Regions from separate parts of the Mus musculus genome. Here region 1 is linked to region 2. A link is a loop called in an ENCODE intact Hi-C map of the cell type or tissue named here. Cell type or tissue: heart. All regions are shown on one strand. Each heading gives the region's core, and the rest is flanking DNA. Links, peaks and the distances in the headings are about the cores only. Region 1 has its middle 18 kb from the start of Gm19510. Region 2 has its middle 17 kb from the start of Trib1.

Region 1 (11,057 bases), core at 2,092-10,091, 110 kb after region 2:
GAGCGGGTGTAGTGGTAGTCCCAAGATGGTGCCCGGGACTGCAGCCAAGTCTTATGAGTTGCACCTGACTTCCTCATACACCCGAAAATAAGCCACATCCATTGTGAGAGCTGCTCAGGCGCACCATGATGCAAGATCAGGCCATTTGACAAAGGCCAATGGACTGAGATTATGTGGACTGGGCTGATGGGGCATGGTTGAGGGGTTATATAAGGGATTGCGATCGGGGACTAGGAGAGATTCCTGCTTGCATGTTGAAAGGTTCCTGAATAAACTGCTTTGAGAAGAACGCTGTGTCATTGCTCTTTTCTGCTGGTCGGAGACAGAAGCAACAACCCCCCCCCCCCACACACACACACAAGAAAACTTCCAGAACCGTAGAGTCAGTGGCACACACAGAGCATTTGGTTGGGGAGAGGAAAATCTTGTCTATATATTCCATCTTTGGCTGCCTTTCTGATCCCATCAACTTCAAGTGGGCTGTTTCCTTTCCTTCTGCTTGCCAGCCTGACCTGTAAGCAAAAGGTAGAGTCCATCATACGCATATGTAGATTTTATTTTTTGTGTGTGATAATTATTGACTATCTGGTACCATATAGATGATAGGAATACAGAGACATGGCCCCTGTCTTTGAGAAACTTCTTATTTAATGAAAAGAAACTCTCCATCCTCTAAACCAAACCCCAAACCCACCCAACCCAACCCATCCAACCAACCAACCAAGCAACCCAACCCAACCAACCAACCAAGCAACCCAACCAACAAGTCAAATCAAACAACCCACCCACCCAATCAATCAACCAAACAACCCAACCCAACCAACCAACCAACCAACCAATCAAACACACAACTTGGCATTATCTGTTGGTATATTACTTTTTTTTCTCACTGTGACAAAATATCTGATGGTATGTGTTTAAGAGAGGGAAGTTGTTTCTTGGCTCACAGTGCTTTGTAGCATGGAGCTTGGAGCAGCTCAGTCTGGTGGTGGCTGCTTGTGGCATGGCTTGTTCATATTTTGGAGAATCAGGGACCAGCAAGCAGAACTGGAAATGGGGCTGGGCTATAAACCTACAAGGTTCACCCCAGAAGTCGCCATTCATCACCAAGGAACCATGTCTCAAAGATTCCATAACTTCTCAAAATAGTGCCACCTGTTGGAGGCTGTGTTCAAAACATAAGTCTGTGGGTGACATTTCACATTCAGAATGTACCAGTGGGGTGGGGGTTGAAAGACTGGGATAGCAAATATTATATGCTGGTGGCCCCACAGGAAGCGTGCAGTGTGCAGGAACTTTAAAGGGGATCTTGGAGTTAGGACTCTTGTATTCTCTAGGGTCCTGTATAAGGCTGTGGGCCTAGGAGTATTTTTTTGGACTCTTTTAAATTGTCATTTCATCCCATGTTGGGACAATTTAGACTAGCCAATCTCTTAGTTTCTTTGTTTTGCTGGAACTAAATCATGGAAGCAATGTGTTTTGCGTGGGTCAGAAGATTTGATTGGCTCTTGGTGACATCACAGACATTGCTGGAATATGGTTAAGAAATCAAAGTGAGCACATCCAGTTGTGGCTAACACACACACACACACACACACAGACACACACACACACACACACACCCTTGATGAGTAAGTGGGGAAATGTATTTGTTATTACCCAATGAGTACAGTTTGTTTGTTACACACAATCTTTCAAAACATGAGGTCCAAAGGGGAAAATTATGAAAGGGCCCTGGAGGGTGACAGTGTGGGAACTGCTGCTCTCATCCAAGGGTCTGATGGGAGATTTGGTTACTGACATCTCCATCCGGTCAGCTCTTGTTTGTCTTTTTCCCCCCTCTGGAGACAGGGTGGTTGCTTGCCCCTAAGGCCTTCTCACCTCTCCAGCTTCACCCCCATCCTTTCCTTCCTCTGTTGTTTAGTTCCTGTGACTCCTGATTCTCCTCCCAACTCTGTTGCTAAATGACTGTGCATTTTGAGTAACCTAGTCCTGTACTTTGGATCTTTAAATCTTTACCTTCATATTGAAAGCATCAGACCCTGATAGGCTCTAGTAGTACGCACTCAAGTTCATCAGTGGTGTTTAGCTCTCTTCTTGTCTCTGGGGCACAGGAGTAAACCACAGTCTTTAGCCTCTTCTGCAGTACCTGGTGGGTATTGTGGACTCTTCCGAGTGCAGAGTGGGTGGAAGTGATCTGTAACACTTCCTGGTCTGCTCTGAAAAGCACCCTGCAGTAGGTTTATAAGGCATTCACCATGATAGGGATGTCCGTCTTTGGCATGACTGGGAAGCCAGACAGTTGAAGCCCTTAACCATAGGACCTCGCCGGCAAGAACACCATCCCTGGATTTTGTGAATAGAAATGTAAAGCTTTTACAGAGTTACAATGCTGGGATTTAGGGGGATTTGTAGTGACTGTAAGCAATGGTTATTTTAAGGGGCTCAAGGTAATGGACATTCTTTCTCTTCAGCTAGGAACAAACAGAGCAATGGGGATTTATAACATGGAGGTGGGTTGAAGAATGTGCCAGAAGTTCGTGATCACACAGTGAGTTCCTTAAAGGCTGCTCCCTGGAGTAAAACAGGCTTGTCCACCCCAGCAATGGCACCATTAGGCAAGTCCAGAGTTCTTCCTCACAAACACAATCCTACAGACACAGCCCAAGGCGATTCCTAAAGAGAGGCTGCAGAAGGGCTTGTCTGGTTTGCTCCTGAACTCACTGATCACATAGATAGTAAGTATCTCCACCTTCTCTGAGAAAGGAGACTGTGGGAAAGCCAGGCGGGAAGTCTTAGCCTCAACAAATTGATTTCAGAAGAAAAGCGTGAGGCTGGGAAACCAAGGTTCTTCTCAGACATGGAAGTTGCTGAGTTCCCATGAGGCTTCACTCCTCCAGGACAGGAGTCACATCTCCACCACCTTGAGATGAACCCCAAGACGTGGAAAAGTGGTGGCAAATCAATGTATGGGTAACTGACTGGTGACATGTAAGGAGTGTGCCTGACATTTTCCCCACTGGGTCACTTCTGAAGGAGGAGAAGTTGCTGTGGTTTGACCCCTCACACTGCTAGCCCTTGCCTAACCCCACAGTTTGGTGGTGTGAAAGGCCAGGCCGATGACCCAATGCTTCCTTGGGGAGAGGCTAGCATTCTCTGTCTGCCCACCAGGTCCTATGCTAGGCAAGGCACTTACTCTTGCTGAGTTCCTGGCTAGCCCATTGCCCTGGGGGTTCATGGGTTACTCTGAATCCCACAGTTGGGGGTATTCTTGTGTTTCTAAAGTTAGTGACTGAATGTTTCTTATGGTATCCAATGAGATGTTCCTTCAGCAAGTTAGATGAAGATAGGGGTTAAGGGCTGAGCTTGGTGGTATATGCCTTTAAATCCCACCATGTGGAAGGCAATGGCAGGTAGATCTTTGTGAGTTTGAGGTCAGTCTGGTTTACATATCAAGTTCCAGGATGGGAAGAAATACATAGAGGGACCTTGTCTCAAAATGATAATAATAATAATAATAATAATAATAATAATAATAATAATAATAACAGATACAGGGTTATTGTCTCTGCCATAAGGTGCTTCAGAATAAAGAGAGTAGTGAACACAGCATCCCTTACACATGCACATAGGCTGGATAAAGAATTCCTAGGCTTTTGGATTACAGTGATCTTTAATATTAAACCAAGTATGAGGCTATGGAGATGGCTCAGTAGCTAAGAACCTTGTTGCTCTTGCAGCAGCCTAGGTTGGGGTCCCAGTACCTACATAGTTGTTCACCACTATCCATACCTCCAGTTCCATGGGATCTGACATCCCTTTGTGATCTCTGTGTGCACCAAGCATACATATAGTGCACATACGAACATGTAGGGAAAACACAGACACGTGTAAGGCCAAAATAAATTTTAAAAATTATATCAAGCACCATCAAAGGATGAACAGATGAACAAGAGTTGGTAGATCTATGTACTGGAACAGAACTCAGCCTTTAAAAGGAAGAAAATTTAGATACAAGTACAACGTGGATGAGCCATGAGGGCATTGTGCTAAGTAAAACAAGGCAGCTCTCAAAGGGTAAGTGCTGCTAATTCATCTTGTAGGAAATTTAGGGTAATCCAGGCTATGCAAACAAAGCAGTGGTTGATGTGGGTAAGGAGAAGGCCATAGAGTTATTGTTTAATGGCTACAGAGCTTCAGTTTGGAGTGACAAAGTTCTGGAGAGGAATGGGGTTGAGGGCTGAACAACAAATGAATGTGGTTAAAAATCATCGAACTGCTGATTTCAAAATGACAGACACAGTCAAATCCACCAAACAACCCACACAATGGTCATGCCTGCCATGGGCTTGGTTCTGTTCATTGGCTCCAAAATCTGTTAAAAGCATTGAGACATCCAAAGTAATGGTATTCCTAACCTCAGAAAAGTGAGGTAGGTAGGGTCTCCAGGTGTAGGGTCTCCAGGCATAGGACAATCTTTTGGTTGGCAGAGTTTTAGCTTCATAAAGAAAAGGAATCTCTAGATTCATGGCTTGCATTTGAATCCCATACCATATTTGTGTGGTCACCTTCTGCAAGGCCCTGGGTAGGTTGGTGACCCCTTGATGGGCAGACAGCAGAAGGTAGGGGAGCTTGGGCCAAGCCTCACCCACAGTGTTTGTTCAGAGATGTAGCTAGCTACTGGGAAGTAGGTCTCTACCAGAGCAGCACGTACGTGCTAGTCACCATGATTACTAGATGTGTCTATTCCATCATTTTAAAACTTTTGCCATCAGGGTGCCAAGTCCCTGGGGTGGCCCTGTCTATTCCTCCTGCACTGCAGAGGCAGCTGAGCAGGGCCTGCTGTGCTTGGAGAAACTGCATTTGTAAAGTGCCTTTTCGGGACTTGGCATGGGGCACATGCTCAATACAGGGAAGTTATTTTTATCTGGGCTGTCTAGAAAAAGCACAAGATTCAGAGTCCTTGGAGTTTGGATCAAATCTCTGTTTACTAGGGTTTTGACCTTCAGTGATTTCCTTTATTTCTCATAGTCCCAGTTTTTTTTTTTTTTAAAATAGGGTCAACAAAATGTCTCATGGTATTTTGTGTCTACTCAAAGAAATATAAGTTTTCTACTTTCCCCTTCCCTTCCTTCCTTCTTCCTTTTCTCCTTCCATTTTTCTCTACTGTCCTCCAATTTTTCTTCCCTCTCCCATTTGCCTGTCCCCTGTCCATCTTTTCCTCCTCCTCCTCCTCCTCTCATGACTTCTAGGACAGTGCCATGTGACAGCCTCCTGGTCTGTAGGTGAGCCCTGTAGGTGAGGCAGCCTCCTCAGCCCAACCAGGAGACCCTTCTTCAATGGCAAAGTGAGACAGCTCTTTGAAAAAGTCCAAGTTATCTTCATGAAGGCTTATTTGAGCTCACTCTTGACCCCAGGATCATGAAAGGCCCTGTGAAGAAGTCACAGGAAGTGGGAGCCTCGGGGGCTGGCAGCGTTTCTGTGGGAACAGCTGTTGGCATAGAGATGGGTCTGTGAATTTGCCACCGGCACCTTTGAGGAGGCAAGGGCTATCTTCATTCCTAATTCTATCCTTGGTTTTATTTGGAATTTCACACGTGATCACTTTAGAACCTAGGTGGCGTGTCTTTCATTTTCTTTCACAGGTGTGACTGACTGCTCAGGGTGTGAGCCAGGGGACATTGGTTCCCCTTCTTGGAGTTAAGCTGGCATGTACTGTTGGGGTTCTTGGAGATTCCCAAGGCCTCTGGAAATGTATCTGGGTCGGCTCACAAAGACAGGATGCTAAACTAAGTAGTAAATGATCTATCTCCTCAGGGGAGACTCTCCCTTAGGGGAAGGGGCAGGGGCAGGGGCAATTGGAAGAACCCACTGAAACCTTCACACCTTCACTTTGTCCCTGCCCAGTCTTGGTCTTCACTCAGGACCTAGAAGACATTTCATCAGTGTTATCTGATCAGGGTCACTCCTCCAGGCCAGACCCGTGTCTCTTCCTGGTTGTTCAGACAGGGCTAGGGCTCCTCTTTCTGGGTTCTGGGGATGAGCTGTAACATTGCAGCATCTAAGGTATTGTATTGTAATTATCCGTGGGCTCCAGACAAAGGCCTGGAGGGCAGAGGCGGCTCCTTAAGCCCTTTCTGTAACTTCTGCACTATAGGAACTCTGCATATATGGCGAATAAGAATCAACACCCAGCTTGTCTGGTGCTGCACTGATGAGGGAGGTCCCAAGGAATGAGGGGCTGGCTGAGTATCAGGGGCCACTGGATGTCAAGCTCCAGAGATTCAGTCTGCTTGGCAAAGAACCCCATTCTCCATTTCCCAGAGATTGTTCTCGTAATGCGCTGGCAGTGCGCCCAATCCAGGCTCTGACTAGTTCCTAAAACAAGTTAAATCTTTCCCTTTGGGACCATTCCATCAGCAGGGGTAGATGAGCATGCTTCTCTGATGACCTTGGCGTTCATAGCCCCAACTTGGGCTCTTTTCCATTTGGTTCCTCAAGGCCTCAGCAGCAGCCCTGTTATGCTTGGCTGGGTTTCTGGCGGGTGAGGAGCTGAGCGCCGTCTTCCCAGATCCCCGGGTGGATGAGAGCGGTGTCCACGCCCCCACCCACAGCTGCCTGTGCTTGGCTGGGATGGAAACTGGGCTGCCCATCCAACAGATCTCGGTGGAGATTGGAAAGTGCTCCTCGGAGGAGCTAGTTGTGTCATTGTTGGGATGTGGACAGAAGCCAGGCTGCAAATGAGAACTGCGATCTTCCCATCACCCTGGCTCTCCACTGTGATGGAGGGACCATGCCAGCTGCAGAGCCTGGACAGATGTTCCTTGGAGGGACAAAGTGTTACCCGATGAGCATTTCTGAAATGGGACTAGGCTGGCCAGAGCATAGGAAGTAGACTATCTGTGAAGAATTCACCATCCCAGGTAGTGTCTGGCTAGATTTAACCCTTTGATTCTTATTTAATACACTTGGGCAGTAAACATGCTTTTTGAGTCGTTTCTGAAGTCCTCACCCTACATGTGATCCAAGGAGATGCAGAGGGGTAATGAATTGGTCAGGGTTCTCTAGAGGAACAGAACTTATAGACTATATAACATGTGTGAATATATATGCAAATATGAATATATTTATGAATATGAGTACACATATCTACACACATATGTATGAAGGGGATTTACTAAAATAGCGTACAGGTTATGGTCTGGCTAGTCCAGCAATGGTCCAAGAATCCAATAATTATTTAGTTCACTAGGCAACTTCAGTATACATGGAATCCCAAAGAAGTAGTCTCCAAGGCCAGTGAAGGGATGGACTTACAAAGGAGAGCGAGAGCAAGAAGGCAAAGCAAGCTTCCTCCTTCCCATGGCTTTTTTATAGCCTGCCAACAGAAGGTGTGGCCCAGATTAAAGATGGATCTTCCCACCTCAAAAGATCTGGATTAAAAGCAAATCTTTCTACCTCAAAGATCTGGATTAGAAGTAGGTTTTCCCTACTTCTAATTACTTGTTAAAAATCAATCAATCAATCAATCAATCAAACAAACAAACAAACAAACAAACAAACAAACAAAACTAGCCTGGCAGTGGTGGTGTACACCTTTGAATCCAGCCCTTGGGGGGCAGAGGCAGGCAGATCTCTGAGTTTGAGGCCAGCCTGTTCTACAGACTAAGTTCCAGGACAGAAAAGGCTATACAGAGAAACACTATCTCAACTGCACCCCCAAACCAAACCAAATCAAGCCAATACAAACAAACCAACCAACCAAAAACCAAACCTAACTAACCAACCAACCGCCCCCCCCCCAAAAAAAATCTCAAATAAGTAAAATTTAAAAAATCACTTACAGGTGTGCCTAGCCATGTAGGTTTTAGTTAATTCCAGATGTAGTCAAGTTGACAATCAAGAATAGCCACCACAGGTAATGAGAAAAAGACAAATACATTTTCCTTCACGTTTTTCCTTAAGGCTCCTTATAAAAAAATGTTCCTGTGATGTTTAGGTATGGGACTAATGGAGATTATAGAAAACCTGGTGAGTCCTTTCCCGTTCGATACTTGAGGGAGTGAGCAAGGACATCTCGGTGGAAAGTGTGCCCTGAGGGGGCTCACAGCTGACTTAGCTCCCTTACTGGAAATGGAAACACAGACCTTGCTGAGAGGCAGAGTGGAGGGCTGAAGAAAGAGCACTTGGCCAGGACTCAGCTCCAAGCTGGCCACTGGTCCTGTGGGCTCTAGCTCATCAAGCTTTTGACTTTGTTTCATTTTAAAAAATGCACCCAACAGAAGATAAAATGACTTGAAAATAGGCACTGTGAACTACTATTGTTTACAAATATTAACTTTTTTTTTCTTAAATCTTATTCAATGTGTGTCAATGTTTTTTGCCTGCATGTATGTCTGTGTACTGCATGCCTGCCTGGTATTGGCAGAGGCCAGAAGAGGGCATCAGACCCACTGGAACTGGAGTTAGAGATGGTTGTGGGCCTCCATGAGAGTGCTGGGAATCGAATCCAAGAAGAAAAGCAAATGTTCTTAACTGTTGAGCCATTTCTGCAACCCCACTTTATTTATTTATTTATTAATTTATTTAAACAATCACAAAAACAATTTAATAATGTGGGATTATTAGCAAGCTAATTTTGTAAGTAAGAAACGTGAGGGACAAATTGTTGCGATCTTGTTCAAAGTCACATCAGTGATTTTGATGAGTGTTGGACTAAGGCTGGGCTCTTTCTGGGCCTCAGAATCTCCATCTTTGTGAAGAGGCTGATGCTTGCTATCCTGCACGTACTGGGGAGGGAGTTCATGCACACAGAGAAAAGGTCACATGAGACAGCAAGGGAGGGGGTAACTAACTATCTCAAGCCAAGCATCAACAGATGGCTTAGAAGAAACAAAGCAGCTAGCCCTTTCATCTCCGACTTTGACTCCAGGATTCCAGAAAACTGGGGGAATAATTTAATATTCTTTCTGAAAAAGCCAAGTGCTAGCCTTTCCAGCATGAGGAACTGAGTCCAATCCCTTAGAACCCACATAGTAGAAGCAGGGAAAGACTCCTGCTGGGTTTCCCTGGCCACCATACCTGGGCTGTAGTATTTCTATGTGCACAAAAAAATGTAACTTAAAGAGTATAACAGACAAGAGGTATCTAGTATATGAAGAATAACATCTAAGGTTGTCATCACGTGCACATATGCTGCACATGTGCATATGGGCATGTACATGTAAGCACGCAAATGCTCAACAGTTAAGAAGCCTTGCTGCTTTTCTTGGAAAAAAAGAGAAAAGCTGTTGCTTGGACCACAGTAACACATAGTTTCTGGAGCTCTTGTTAATTCTTCTGTACTTCTGTGTGATTAGAATGAAAATCTTCACTACACAAAGTGGATAAAAAGTCTCCATCTTCTCTCTTTCTCTCTCTGCTAGGATTGGACCTTTCTTCCCAAACATGGTTTCTTACAGGCATTGATCACTTTTAAATTACAAGATCCTTGGCTCCAGCATATTCCTGTCACAGAAAGGCACTCACACTCAATGAATGAAGCCACACTACTGCCCCTTGCCCTTAGGTCAGAAATTGCCCATCAGTCATGAAGGTGTGAGCACACCCAGGTACTGTGATCCACTGCACACTGACACTGGTAAGCAACCGAGAAATCTTTCATACTGAAAAAAAAATCTTTCATACTGTTTTTCTTTTTTAAGACTGAATAACAAATCACTTAAAATATAGCAGCTTCAAACAAGATCTAGTGTTCTTCCAAACGTTTTTTTTTCTGTGTGTGTGGTAGTCACAGCTAGTTGGTTAGCTGTCCTCAGCTAGAGGTTACCTGGGGTGGACATAGCCAAGATGTCTGGTTATCTCCAGACTCAGTCTCCCCAGATACCCTCCCATCATTATAGTGAAATCCAAGCTTCTCCACAGCTTGAGGGATGGATTCTAAGATGGGGAGAGAGCTGCCCAACCTCCTGGAGCCAGCTCAGTCATTCTAGAACACTGTTTCTGCAAAGTTTATTTGGGCCAAGTAGGTCTTAAGATTCAAAGGGAGAGAAAAAAGAGTCCCCGTCCCCCCCCCCCCCCCCCCGCTTGTGAGGTAAGGAACAGATATGTGCCAGATATGTGCACAGAGACCGGACAGGCTGTTGGTGACTAGAGGAGAGACTACCACAAAGATGCCAGCAGGATCCTCAGAGTATCCTCATTTGCATGAGGATAGCTGCTGAGGTTTGGTTGTGGTTTGCCTACCAGCAAGATGGGTTTACTTCCCAGGTAGTGGAAACCACAGGGTGCCAATGCTAAAGCTGTGGTTATGTCCTGGTTTTGACCAGGCCATTGCTTAACCTCTTGCTTTGTCCTCCAGGTGATGCCGCAAAGCAGTAGAGAGTTGAGATGACCAGTGTAGGGAGCACCACCAGTGGGTGGCAGGACCAGGGGTGCTGTTGCCCCATGATTGAGGAGATGATTATTGTGCAAAAAATATGCAGATTTTCCACCTAAATTATGGGATGATTCACAGAGTCTTCCTGGACCGCCATCCCTTTGTTTGGCTTATGTGGACAACAATGTCTACTTTATGCAAGAGAAGAGATAGTGGCAAGCTGCATCACGTTAGAGTCAGACCACCACAGTTTGCACCCTTGTGCTTCAGCCGTGTCGCTTTCTAACCATATTCTTCTTTGAAAAACAGCTAATTGCTCTGATTTTCTGTTAAGGAGAGAAAATAATATTCAGTGTCTATAGAGTCATACAAATTTGATGTGTTTAAAAGGAACGAGGCATCTGTCCTTTTTAAAATATTGTTTTAACACTGGATGTGTGATTCACATGTGGCCAGTAGCTTAAGTTTTCAGCAGCCCTTATTAGAACACTCAAATGGGCCTGTGCTACCTAGAGGCTAGCACATTCTTTATGCAAATGGTGGCTATTGTTTCTGGGAAAATGGGTTCTTTGCTCATTTCTCCCCTTGTCATATTTGCACTGGAGGAACGATGGAGCAAACACCTCAGTTGTTTCTCCCTTTAGCTGCTCTTCTGAAAGCAACAAATGTCTAAAGTTGC
Region 2 (11,057 bases), core at 1,851-9,850:
AGTCTTTAACTTAAAAATAACCTAGTATATTTAGTCAATAAACATTGAAGCATTAGCAAAAGAAACGAGGGCTCCATCATTCAATCAACAAACATGCTTTATGCCTATGCTGAGCTGGACACTGTGGTCAACTTCATGGCGGAGACTCAGCGTTGGCTTGTTGGGAGAACTCCAAGTGGCCAAGGACCACTGAAGCCTTACTCTTTCCTGGCACTTAGCACAGTGCCTACTGAAGGGAAAGGGCAAATGCCACGGATGGATGAAGTGATGGGTGGATGGATGAGTGGGTGGGTCATGAGATGGATGGATGGAGACCCTCCAGCAGCTCAGAGCCTAACAGGCCTCCAAGTCAGAGAACCATGAACATGAAGGTAGACATCTTAGTCTGTGGTCTCCTCCTGTGTCTGAAGAGTCTGCCGTTCCTATTGACTTTTAAGCAGGAGTGACATTGTTTGATTTCTTAGGTCCTTTCTGCTGTTGTTTTGAGATTCTGTTGGAAACAGGGCCTACCCCTTGCCAGAGAGGCTGTGGGAACAGCCTTGTGCTTCCTTTCAAAACTAGACCCGGGCCATGCGATGGCTTCCTTGCCTAATTTCCTCCTGGATGAGGAAAGGCGCTGTAGCAATTGGAGGTGATGGAATTGGCTTTTCAACACGGCTTTGGCTGGGAAAGGGAGGGCAAGTGCATAGTTAATCATCCACTCCTCCCAGAAAGTAAACAAACAAGCAAGCAAGGGGGGAGGGGGGAGGCGCAAATCCCAGCACGATCCCTGGGAACCAGCACAAGAGCCTTCACCTCCTTCCTTAATGATCTCAGTGGAAGTGACTTCACAGTTGCTGGAAGAGGAAGGGGAAAACTCTCTAACAAGCATGAGGCCTTGGGTTTGGTTCCCAGTACTGTACAAGCTGGGCATCATGATGCTTGTGTGTCAAACTAGTACTCTGACGTTGAAGGACGTGTCTGAGGCCATGGAAGGAGTTCAAGGACAGCTTGGGACACATGAGACGCTGTTTCAAACATAAGAAAAGTGGCAGAGAGCCGGGCGGTGGTGGCGCACACCTTTAATCCCAGCACTTGGGAGGCAGAGACAGGCGGATTTCTGAGTTCGAGGCCAGCCTGGTCTACAAAGTGAGTTCCAGGACAGCCAAGACTATACAGAGAAACCCTGTCTCGAAAAACCAAAAAAAAAAAAAAAAAAAAAAAAAAGAAAAGTGGCAGAGAAAGGGTCACAAAGAAATGGCTTCCTGGTAAAAGCAGTAGCTTCCCAAGCCCAAAGAATCCAGTGTGATTCCCAGAACCAGAACCGGAACTGGAACCTGGAGACTGTAATCGAAGAGGAGGCAGGGGTCGGAGAACCTCTGGAGGGCTCATGAGTGAGCTAGCCTGGAGTTAATAGCACAGTGGCAGAAACAGAAGAGAGGTCCTTTGTCAAAAGCAAGGGGTGTGTGTGTGTGGGGGGGTGGTGGTGGTGGTGGTGGTGGTGGTAGATGTGGTGGCGTATGCCCTAAATCCAGCACTGGGAAGCGGAGCTCAATCCCAACATTAGAGGGATGGAAGCAGTCACGTTGAGAGCAGTCTGGGCTACATAGCTAGTTCCAGCCCAGGAAGGTCTACATCGTGAGACCTGTCTCAGGCAAGAACACATAAAAAAAAAAAAAAAAAAAAAAAAAAAAAAAAAAAAGGTGAACCCAAGAAACAAAAACAAGGCGATGAAAAGAGAGAACCAACTTATTGCTTGCACTTAAACACACACACATGGGCACAAATAAATAATACAAAGCACTAGGAAGATGGCTCAGTGGGTTAGAGTGCTTGGTATACAAGCAGGGTTTGACTCCACAGCCCAAACAAACAAACAAACAAACAAACAAACAAACGAGCATAGTGTGCTTTCCCTAACCCCAGCACTGGGGGTGGAGACAAGCAGATCCTGGGCGCTCTATGGCAAGCCAGTATAGCCAAAATGGTAAGCTTTGCGTTTAGTAAGAGACCCTGTCTCAAGACAATAAGGCCAAGAGCATCTTCCTCTGCATGATTGTGCATGGATATATGTACTTGCTTGCTTACATGCATGAACACCCTTTGAACACATGAAAAAGAGAAATAAAATAAAGAGGAGGAGGTGGTGATGGAAGAGAAGGTGGAGGAGAAGGAGGAGAAAACAGGAGCATCAGAAGAAACAATCAATCCTTGCTTGCCTGTGTATTTGTAGCTGCTTATAGATTGTATCAGTTTGTCTCCTCAAGGAGCCAGATGGAGGAAATGTGGTGCTGAGACCCAAGACTGAAAAGAGGCTAGAGCAGAGGTTCTCAACCTGTGGGTCGTGACCCCCTGGGGGAGGGTCGATGACTCACAGGGGTTGTCTAAGACCATGGGAAAACACAGAGATTTACATTATGAATCATAACAGTAACACCGTTGCAGTTATGAAGCAGCAATAAAAATGATTTTATGGTATGGGTTCACAGCAACGCTAGGCTCTGCAGTAAAGGGTGGCAGCATTAGGAAGGCGGAGAACCACTCAGCTAGAGTCTCACATGGTGAGATGTCAGGTCAGGCTTTCAGGTTTGAGAACTCTGCCCTTTTCTGCTTGGTTCTAACTTGCTAGACCAGCAAGACTACATCTTTTCATCTTTTTTTTTTTTGAGCAGCTGATTTTGTTGATGTTTTTCATACTGAGTTCCAGGACACCAGAGGTATACAGTGAGATCCTGTCTAGAAGGAAAATAAAAAATAAAAAAATATAAAAATTTAAAAAAAGGTTTAGTTTACACTTTTCTGGTTTTCAGCCAGGGGATACCAAGACCTGAGGCCCAGAAGTCATAGCCGAGTACAAGCCGCTTCTGGGCTCTCTTGAGGGGGCTAGTTGGTGGGTTGCCATTGGGTTGACCTTGTAGAATGGATCTAGAGACAGATGAGGTGGCACCTCCTTTTGCTTTGTCAGTCAGAGCCTTTCTGCTCCAGTACTTTGGTCTGACCTTTGGATTGGATTGGTGACTACAGCAATGACTCCTCGTGTCCTTTTCTAGTCACGGAGCTCCTGCCCTGGCCCAGTCCTGGGCTTGGTGGCCAGCCCCCTGTGCACACTCATTCTTGCTTCATTAGCTTGCTGGCCAAGGTTGGTGTGACCCAAGAGCAGACTTGCCTTAGCACCAAGAGGAAGGAGTCTGGCCTGGGTATGAGGGCTCAGAGGTCTTTCTCATCGTGACTCTGGCTTGAGGGCTTGCTGTGTTTCTAGGAAGTGATGGCATCACAGAGCACACTCCCAGTTTTAGGACTGAAGAAGGGAGACATATAACTAGAGAAGCCAGCCAAAGCTCAATTTGTGTGTGTGTGTGTGTGTGTGTATGCATGCGTGCATTTTCTCCTCTTTCCTCCCTCCCTCTCTTCCCCCTCTCCCTCCCTCCCTCTCTCCCTCCCTCCCTTCCTCCCTTCCCTCCTTCTTCCTCCCCCTCCTTTCTCCTTTTCTCTCCCTCCTTTCTTCCTTCCTTTCCCCTTCTTCCTTCCCTCCCTCCTCCTCCCCTCTGCCTTCCTCTCTTTTTCCCCCTCTCTCCTCCTTTTTCTTCTTTTCCCTCTCCCTATCCTTCTTTCTCTCTCCCCTCATTCCCACCCCCTCTTTCTCTCATAGTCTGACAGTGTAGCTCAGACCACTGTATCTGTTAGCATTCCTTATATAGTTCTGTCTGGTCTTGAATTCTCAGCATCCTCCTGGCTCAAACCATCAGACCTCTCTGAGTGGCTGTGGCATGGGTGGGGTACTTGACACCCTGACACTGGAAATGAAGAATGTATTTGGTCTTTTGGGTTAGGGAAAGAGTGTGAGTTTCCTGGATCTGTCTCTAGCTACCCCAGGACTTGGAGAAGTCATGCAAAGTATCTGTGCCACAAGTTTGACTGCCTCTCTGGCAGGGCAATGCCTGGGAGGCTATAGGATGGATTTTTGCAGTCCAAGTCTCTGAATGGCAGGCTCAAAATCCAGACAATCCCAAGCAAGGCTAGAAGACAAGCAGACTTGGACTTGAACCCCAGATACATGCTTATTTGTTTTGTGGACTTTAACAGGTTGCAATACTTCTCTGGACCGCCTTTTCCTCACTATAATATGGGTGTGTGGTGATGAGGAAGGCCACTGTCACACTCCCTCTTTCTTTCTTTCTGAGCTCGAAGCTTTGCCAGATCTGAAGTGCTGGTGCTCTTCATTAGCTTGAAAGGATGGCTGTGGTGGGGAGCAGAGCCCATTGGTCGCCATGACCCACAGGTCAGCCATGTAGTATCTCAGGCTTGTCTAACCACATGTAGTCATTAGCACCTTCCTGGTCTCAGAACACACCCCGCCTCTGGCAGAAGATGGAGACTGGGGTCCCCAGCTCTCAGCTTGTGTCTGACTCACAAGCAGACCAGGAAAGTGGGGTTCAGACTCATCATAACCTCAGGTTCTACTGAGGCAGAGAGGCCTGGACTCACAGAGGCTCACAATGTGGGGTGTGCCACCACCCACCTCAAGTTTAGCCTCCTTATCCTTGAGATGGGTAATACGAATTCATAAAGTATTTTCCAAATGGTTAAAAACGTGTGGTTCAATCCGTGTTGCTTATCAGTAGCAGATCACTAAAGCCCAGTGTTCAGTCTACCAAAACTACCCAGTGATAATGTGTCCATGTCAAGTCCATGCTCGGGATGCTGAGGCAGGGGGATCTCTTGAGCTTTGAATCCAGGTGTTCCTGACTTTTTTCTTTTTTCTTTTCTTTTCTTTTTCTTTTTCTTTTTTTTTTCTTTTTTTTTTTTTTTTTCTTTTTTTGGCAGGGTCTCTAGCCCAGGTTGAACTCAAAATCCCAAATAACAAAATAACCCTACTGGTTCCCAGTGTTGACACAACAGGTTTAGGTGGTGGCAGGGGCAAGCCAGGTGGCAGGGCTTCGTGTGTGCTGGGTAAGCATTCTATCATCAGAGATAGCCCCAGATCCTTCTTTTTTGAGATCTGTTCTTGACATGTAGCTGTAGCTGTCCATGAACTTGGGACAATCCTGCTGCATTAGCCTCTTAAGTGCTGGGATCACGTGTGTACCACTAGGCCTTGCTTAAACCCCAGAGTTTGAGAGTGGCTTGGGGTACATGGCTAGGACCCTTTTTTGTTTTTTAAGTAAAGAAGTAAAATTAAAAATAAAAGGCCAGGAGGGAGGGAGGGAGGGAGGAAGGAAGGAAGGAAGGAAGGAAGGAAGGAAGGAAGGAAGGAAGGAAAAAGTGATGGGAAGGAAGGACATTTGGGGGTGGGGTGGGGCCCTTGTCGGGAGGCAGAGCCTGTTCATCAGGGCTGGGTGAGTCTTGAGCCTCTGCATTTTCAGCTAGCTCCTGGGTGAGGCTGCTGCTGCTGCTAGCCTGAGAACCTCCAGCACCCAGGGAAGAGTCAAAGTGTGAAACACAGGCTGTGCCTCAATGGAGAGAAGTTAATTCTTGAAACTCAGACTATTTGTGACAGAGCAGGTGAGGTAGCACACAAGGAGGGACTGCTGTAACCACAGCCACCTGAGCAGGGTTGATGGCCTTCTCCAGGGCGGTCATCATCTTCATCCTACAGATGGGATCGAAGACCTGCATGCTATCCATATGCGATGGTGCGTGTTTGTAATCCCAGTATCCATGAGGCTAAAGCAGGAGGATTTCTGTGACTTGGAGATGAGAGTGGAGTTCAAGGCCACTCTCTGGGAACAACAGAAAAAAGAAAAGGATTTGGATGCTAAGTTACATAGGTAGGCTGGGGCAGGGGTGTAGTTTTCCAAGACTGGCATCTTCCTGTGTTCCACAAGGCAGCCGCAGGAGCCTGAGGAGGAAGCAAGCCACCTCCCTTGTCTGGACCTGGCTTTCCTATTTGCACAGTGGGAGGCCCGGGCACACATGACCTCCAGGCTCCTTCCCCAGCCTTCTGCTGGAACAGTTTGAGCAGTCCCTGCTGGCTCAGCATGCCCTTGGCTTCGTCCCCACACTGCTTCCTGAAGTGGTGCTGACGTCCCAGAGGCAGACATATCCTTTTCATCCCGTCAAGCCAGAAACTAGCAGAGTTATTGGACAGGCTATTTGTGGGCAGAGCCTTGGAGGGGTGGCCATAGTAAAATCCAGCTCTTGGGCCAGGCAGAACATTCCTCCACACCCCAGAGGCAAGCTTTTCAGCAGCTCTGCAGGTAGAGGCAGCCGGCTTGCGTCAGCTCCAAGCCATGCGGGATCTTATTTCACTGGGAGTCCAGTCTGGGAGCCTTAACCTCACTAGGCCTGAGAGTTGGAGGACATCCAATTGACCTGAGAAAGGTGGCATTCTGAGTCGGGTTCCCAGGTACCTCAGGGCACACACAGCAGAGGTTAGAACCTGCCAGGGTGTCTGAAGAGAAAGTGCCTGGAGCTGGAATTTCTGGGCTAAAATTCCAGGTCTGACTCTCCTAGTCAGCCTGACAGGGAAAAAAATCTCCCTATGCCTCAGTCTCCATATCTGGAAAGACGTGGCTTTTGCTAACAATTGTGTTAGTAGGATAGTGAGAGGACTTTAAAAGAACACCTGGAACAAGCCATTCCCTATATCAGATCTACCTCAGCAACTTGTACTTTTATAATCCCAACTCCCAGTGGCTGGAATAGTATTTAGGACTCACCAAATACACATGAATATTTGCATAATGATTGGTTTAGAAGACCCTACAGGTATGATTCTCTCAAATTGTACTTCTCCCTGCTACCTTCTTTAGATATTGTCTTACTTGGTAGACCAGGCTGACCTCAAACTCACAATCTTTTCTCAGCCTCTCAGGGTTCTGGGGTCACAGCTATGCGCCACTGTACTAAGATTTGTTTCCATCATCTTGACACAAATCAGAGTTTCCTGGGAAGTGGGAGCCTGGATTATGGAATTGCTCCCATCTGGTTGGCCTGTGGGCCCGTCTCTGGAACATTTTCTTGATTGATGATTGGTGTGGGAGGGTCCTCTGTGGCCATTGCCATCCTCAGGAAGGTGGTCTCGTGTTGTGTAAGGAAACAAGCTAATCAGCCATGGTGCATGGAATGCATGCTGTACCGCTAGCCAGCCTATTTGATTTCTGTACCACTGAGCTACGCCTACAGCCAGCCGTTCTGATTTCTATACCATCGAAAGCTAGGAGAAGTGAAGAGAATACCCTTGAACGTCTAATCTCCTTGCCTCCACCCCCTCAGGGCTGGAACTGAAGGTTTGTGTCACCATGTCTAACTTAAGCCATACTGGGGGATGGAACCCAGGGCCTCAGGCACGCTCGACATCAGAGCTGTATCCCAAACGCTGTTTTGCATGATTTAAAAAGCTATGTTTAGTGAGGTCTCTTTTCTATAAAGCGGACTCCTTTCCAGGGTGCGGATGGATGTGATTTGACAGATTCAGCCAGCAAGCCCCACCACACTCCTGCTTTCTTCCTCCTCCCCTTCTCCCAGACGACTCTTTATGGAGTTCAGGCTGCTCTAGAATCCAGAGTCCACCCGCTGCAACCTCCCCCTGAGAAGGACTGATTCTCTTCTACGGGTTATCTACTTACTGTTCATCGCTTCACCGTCACACAGACATCTGGACGTTCCCAAATGGGGACTGTTACAAAGCTCCTCCAAAAACCACTTGTGCTTTTGTGCCTCTTCGTGTCTCCTGGGCTCCTGCTTCATATTTTTACTTGACAAGAAGTGACGGGCTTGTCAGCTGAACACTCCCAACAGTAAGATGGGAGAGCTCAGAACAGCTGCGTGCTTGACAACACCAATGGCCATCAGATCACCATACATTCTTTTCATTCGCGGGCCTAACGTACTTCAAAAAGCATCCGGTGCAGCACACATGGGTCGTATGACTCCCCCTTGCCACCATTCCATGAAGAGGACAGCTGCTCACCTAGATCTAGACATCTATCCAGCGTTAGGTTCTGTAAGCAATCTAGACAGGATCAAAGTATCAGCAAGTGGCACACAGGTATGCATGTTCAAACGCTACACTCTTTTATGCAGAAGCAATTTGGGTGTCAGTGGGAACAAGCTGGAGAGATGGACCAAGCTCCCCAAAGCTGACTTGCTGGTATTTAGGGACAGTAGGTCAGCAGCGGCAGCTCACTGTAGTCTCCTCTCCTCTTCCCTGGTGACTAATGAGGCTTAGCATCCCCCCTTTCCACGGTCCATCTGCCACGTGCATCTTTCTCTGATAAAAAGCATTATGCCTGTTTTAATAATTGAGATGCTTGCGTTGTTCTTCTTGAGTTGTGCAGTTCTTTTAATAGTCTAGGTGTAAGGTAGGGTCTCCCCACCCCCATATAAAATCAATTTTGCATTGGCTCCTCCCACTCCGTGGTTATTTTGTCATACCTTTTAAAGATGGTGTTCTTTCTCTCACTCTTGCTCTTTGAAACAGGTCTGGCTGTAGTAGCCCAGCTTGGCTTAGAAATTTCTATTCTCTTGCCTCAGTCTTCTGGGTACTTGAGTGCCAGGGTGACAGTTATGTGCCATAGTGGCACATAATAATGCCAACATTAAAGGGCGTCTCTTGAAGAGGTGAAGCCTTATATTTTTATGTAATATTCAAAATGTTCGGTTCCCTCTTATTTTCTGCTTTAAGAGGTTTCTTACTTAACCTATTTATAAAATTTTATGCTTATTTCCTTCTAAATTTTTAAAGTTTTAAACAATTTGTTCTATTTATTTATTTAGTGTGTGTGCTTGAGTGCGCGTGTGTGTGTGTGTGTGTGTGCATGTGTGTGTGTGTGGGGGGGGCATGTGTCTGAGGCAGGGTAATCATAGCCCACACTGGCTTGTAACTCTCTATGTGACTGGGCAAGGCTGGCCTAGATCCTTATATGCGCTGGGATTAAAGACAGGCATTCAAAGGATCCTGTAGTTTTCGGTTGGTCCTGTATGCATTCTGAGTTATTTTTATCCATGATGTGGAGCAAGCTCAGGGATTATTTCTGACATCTATGATCTAACTCCAGCAGTATGATTTTCTTCTCAAGAGAGTGCATTGCACTGGCTACTTCTATGTCAATTTGACACAAGCTACAGTCATTTGCAAGAGGGAACCTCGATTGAGAAAATGTCTCTACCAGATTGTCTTGTGGCATGTCTTCTTGACTGACAATTAATGTGAGGGATGGACTTTACCTGGAAGAGGAACGTCAAATAATCTCCAAGTCCCTTCTTGGTCATGATTTTTTCCTTTTTGTTGAAAATCGATGTTTTTCTCACATAACATATCCTGATTTAAATTTCCCCTTCTCTTCCCATTTCCTCCCCACCTCCCCTCCAAATCTACCTCCTTTCTGCTTCTCAGTAGGGAAAAAAAAGCAGGCTTGTAATGGGTAATACTAAAATAAAATGTAATAAGATAAAATAAAAACTAACACAGAGTGATTGGACCAAAAACAAACAGAAGGAAAAGGGTACAAGAGAAGGCACAAGAGACACAGACCCATTTGTCTGCATACTCAGGAATGCCAGAAAAAACACTAAACTGAGCCTGGCAGTGGTGGTGCACACCTTTAATCCCAGCACTTGGGAGGGAGAGGCAGGTGGATTTCTGAGTTCGAGGCCAGCCTGGTCTACAGAGTGAGTTCCAGGACAGCCAGGGCTATACAGAAAAACCCTGTCTCAAAAAACCAAACCAAACCAAACCAAACCAAACCAAACCAAACCAAACCAAACCAAACCAAAACCCAACAACAACAAAAACCGACCACTAAACTAGAAGCCATAATATATATGCAAAGGACTTGATGCAGACCCACGCTGCCCTGCAGCCCCTGTGCATGCTGCCTCAGTCTCTGCGATCTCATATCCATGCTGACCACATTGTCTTAGCCTTGTTCTCTTGGTATCCTCCATCCCCTTTAGCTCTTACACTCTTTCTGCCTCTTCTTCTGCAAGGTTCCCTGATTCCTGAGGAAAGAGATTTGGTGGAGACATCCTATTTAGGGTGAGTGTTTCAAGGTCTCTTACCCTTTGCACAATGTCTGGCTGTGGGTCTCTGTAGTTTTTCCTATCGACTGGAGGAGGAAGCTTCCCTGATGGTGACTGAGCAAGGAATGCGTATGAGTAAAGCAGCATGTCTTTAGGAGTCATTTTATTGCTGTATCTTTCTCCTTTTGGAACACTAGTAGTATTTGACTTTAGCCTAGGTTCCTGGGCTAGCTAGTCTCAGGTTCTTTGTGGGTATGGGTTCCGTCTCCTGGAGTGGGCCCCAAGTCAGATCAGACATTGGTTGGCCACTCCCACAAGCTCTGTGTCACCATTGCTTTAGCAGATCTTGCAGGCAGAACACTATTGCAGATGAAAGGGTTTGTGGCTAGGTTGGTGCTTGCATTTCTCTTTCGGTAGTGCATCTTCTCATACTAAAGGCACAGAACTTATTATAATAGAACACCATATCTGTCCTCTGTGGTTCTAAGGAATGTAGCTTGGTTATCATTGACTTAACAACTCATATCCACATATAAGTGGATATATACCATATTTGTTTTTCTGGATTCTATCTACTTACTTGCAAATTTCATTATTATTATTTTTTTTAGTGACTGAGTAATATTCCATTGTGTAAATGTATAATTTTTTTTATTCATTCTTTTTTTTTTTTTTAGATTTATTTATTTATTTATTTATTTATTTATTTATTTATTTATTATATGTAAGTACACTGTAGCTGTCCTCAGACACTCCAGAAGAGGGAGTCAGATCTTGTTAGGGATGGTTGTGAGCCACCATGTGGTTGCTGGGATTTGAACTTCCGACCTTTGGAAGAGCAGTCGGGTGCTCTTACCCACTGAGCCATCTCACCAGCCCTTTTTTATTCATTCTTCTGTTGAGGGGCATCTAGGTTCTTTTCAATTTCTGGCTATCATGAATAGAGAAGCATGGTTGAGGAAGACGGTCTGTGGGAGGATGATGTGGCCTTTGGCTGTATGGCCAAGAGTGGTGTAGATGGATCTTGATGTCCATGGATTCTCATCTTCCTTAGGAACTGCCACACTGATTTCCATGGTGGCTGTACACGCTTTTCACTCCCACTCACAATGGAT

The links. Peaks named below come from ENCODE experiments on the same cell type or tissue, not always from the same donor. Only the 100,000 strongest peaks of a DNase experiment are listed, where the experiment ranks them.
Region 1: it touches region 2 in a loop (2.1-fold over the local background); 2 of 42 quality-filtered maps call a loop at or near these places.

Annotation. Positions count from the first base shown.
Region 1 is chr15:59,771,142-59,782,198 of GRCm38, forward strand. No RefSeq gene overlaps it. Among named protein-coding and RNA genes, the nearest start is that of Gm19510, 18 kb to the right of the region's middle. In heart, for the core only: no CTCF peak of the experiment used is centred there; DNase peaks (open chromatin) are centred at 4,800 and 6,480.
Region 2 is chr15:59,659,660-59,670,716 of GRCm38, forward strand. No RefSeq gene overlaps it. Among named protein-coding and RNA genes, the nearest start is that of Trib1, 17 kb to the left of the region's middle. In heart, for the core only: a CTCF peak has its summit at 5,980; a DNase peak (open chromatin) is centred at 5,992; H3K27ac peaks cover 878 bases.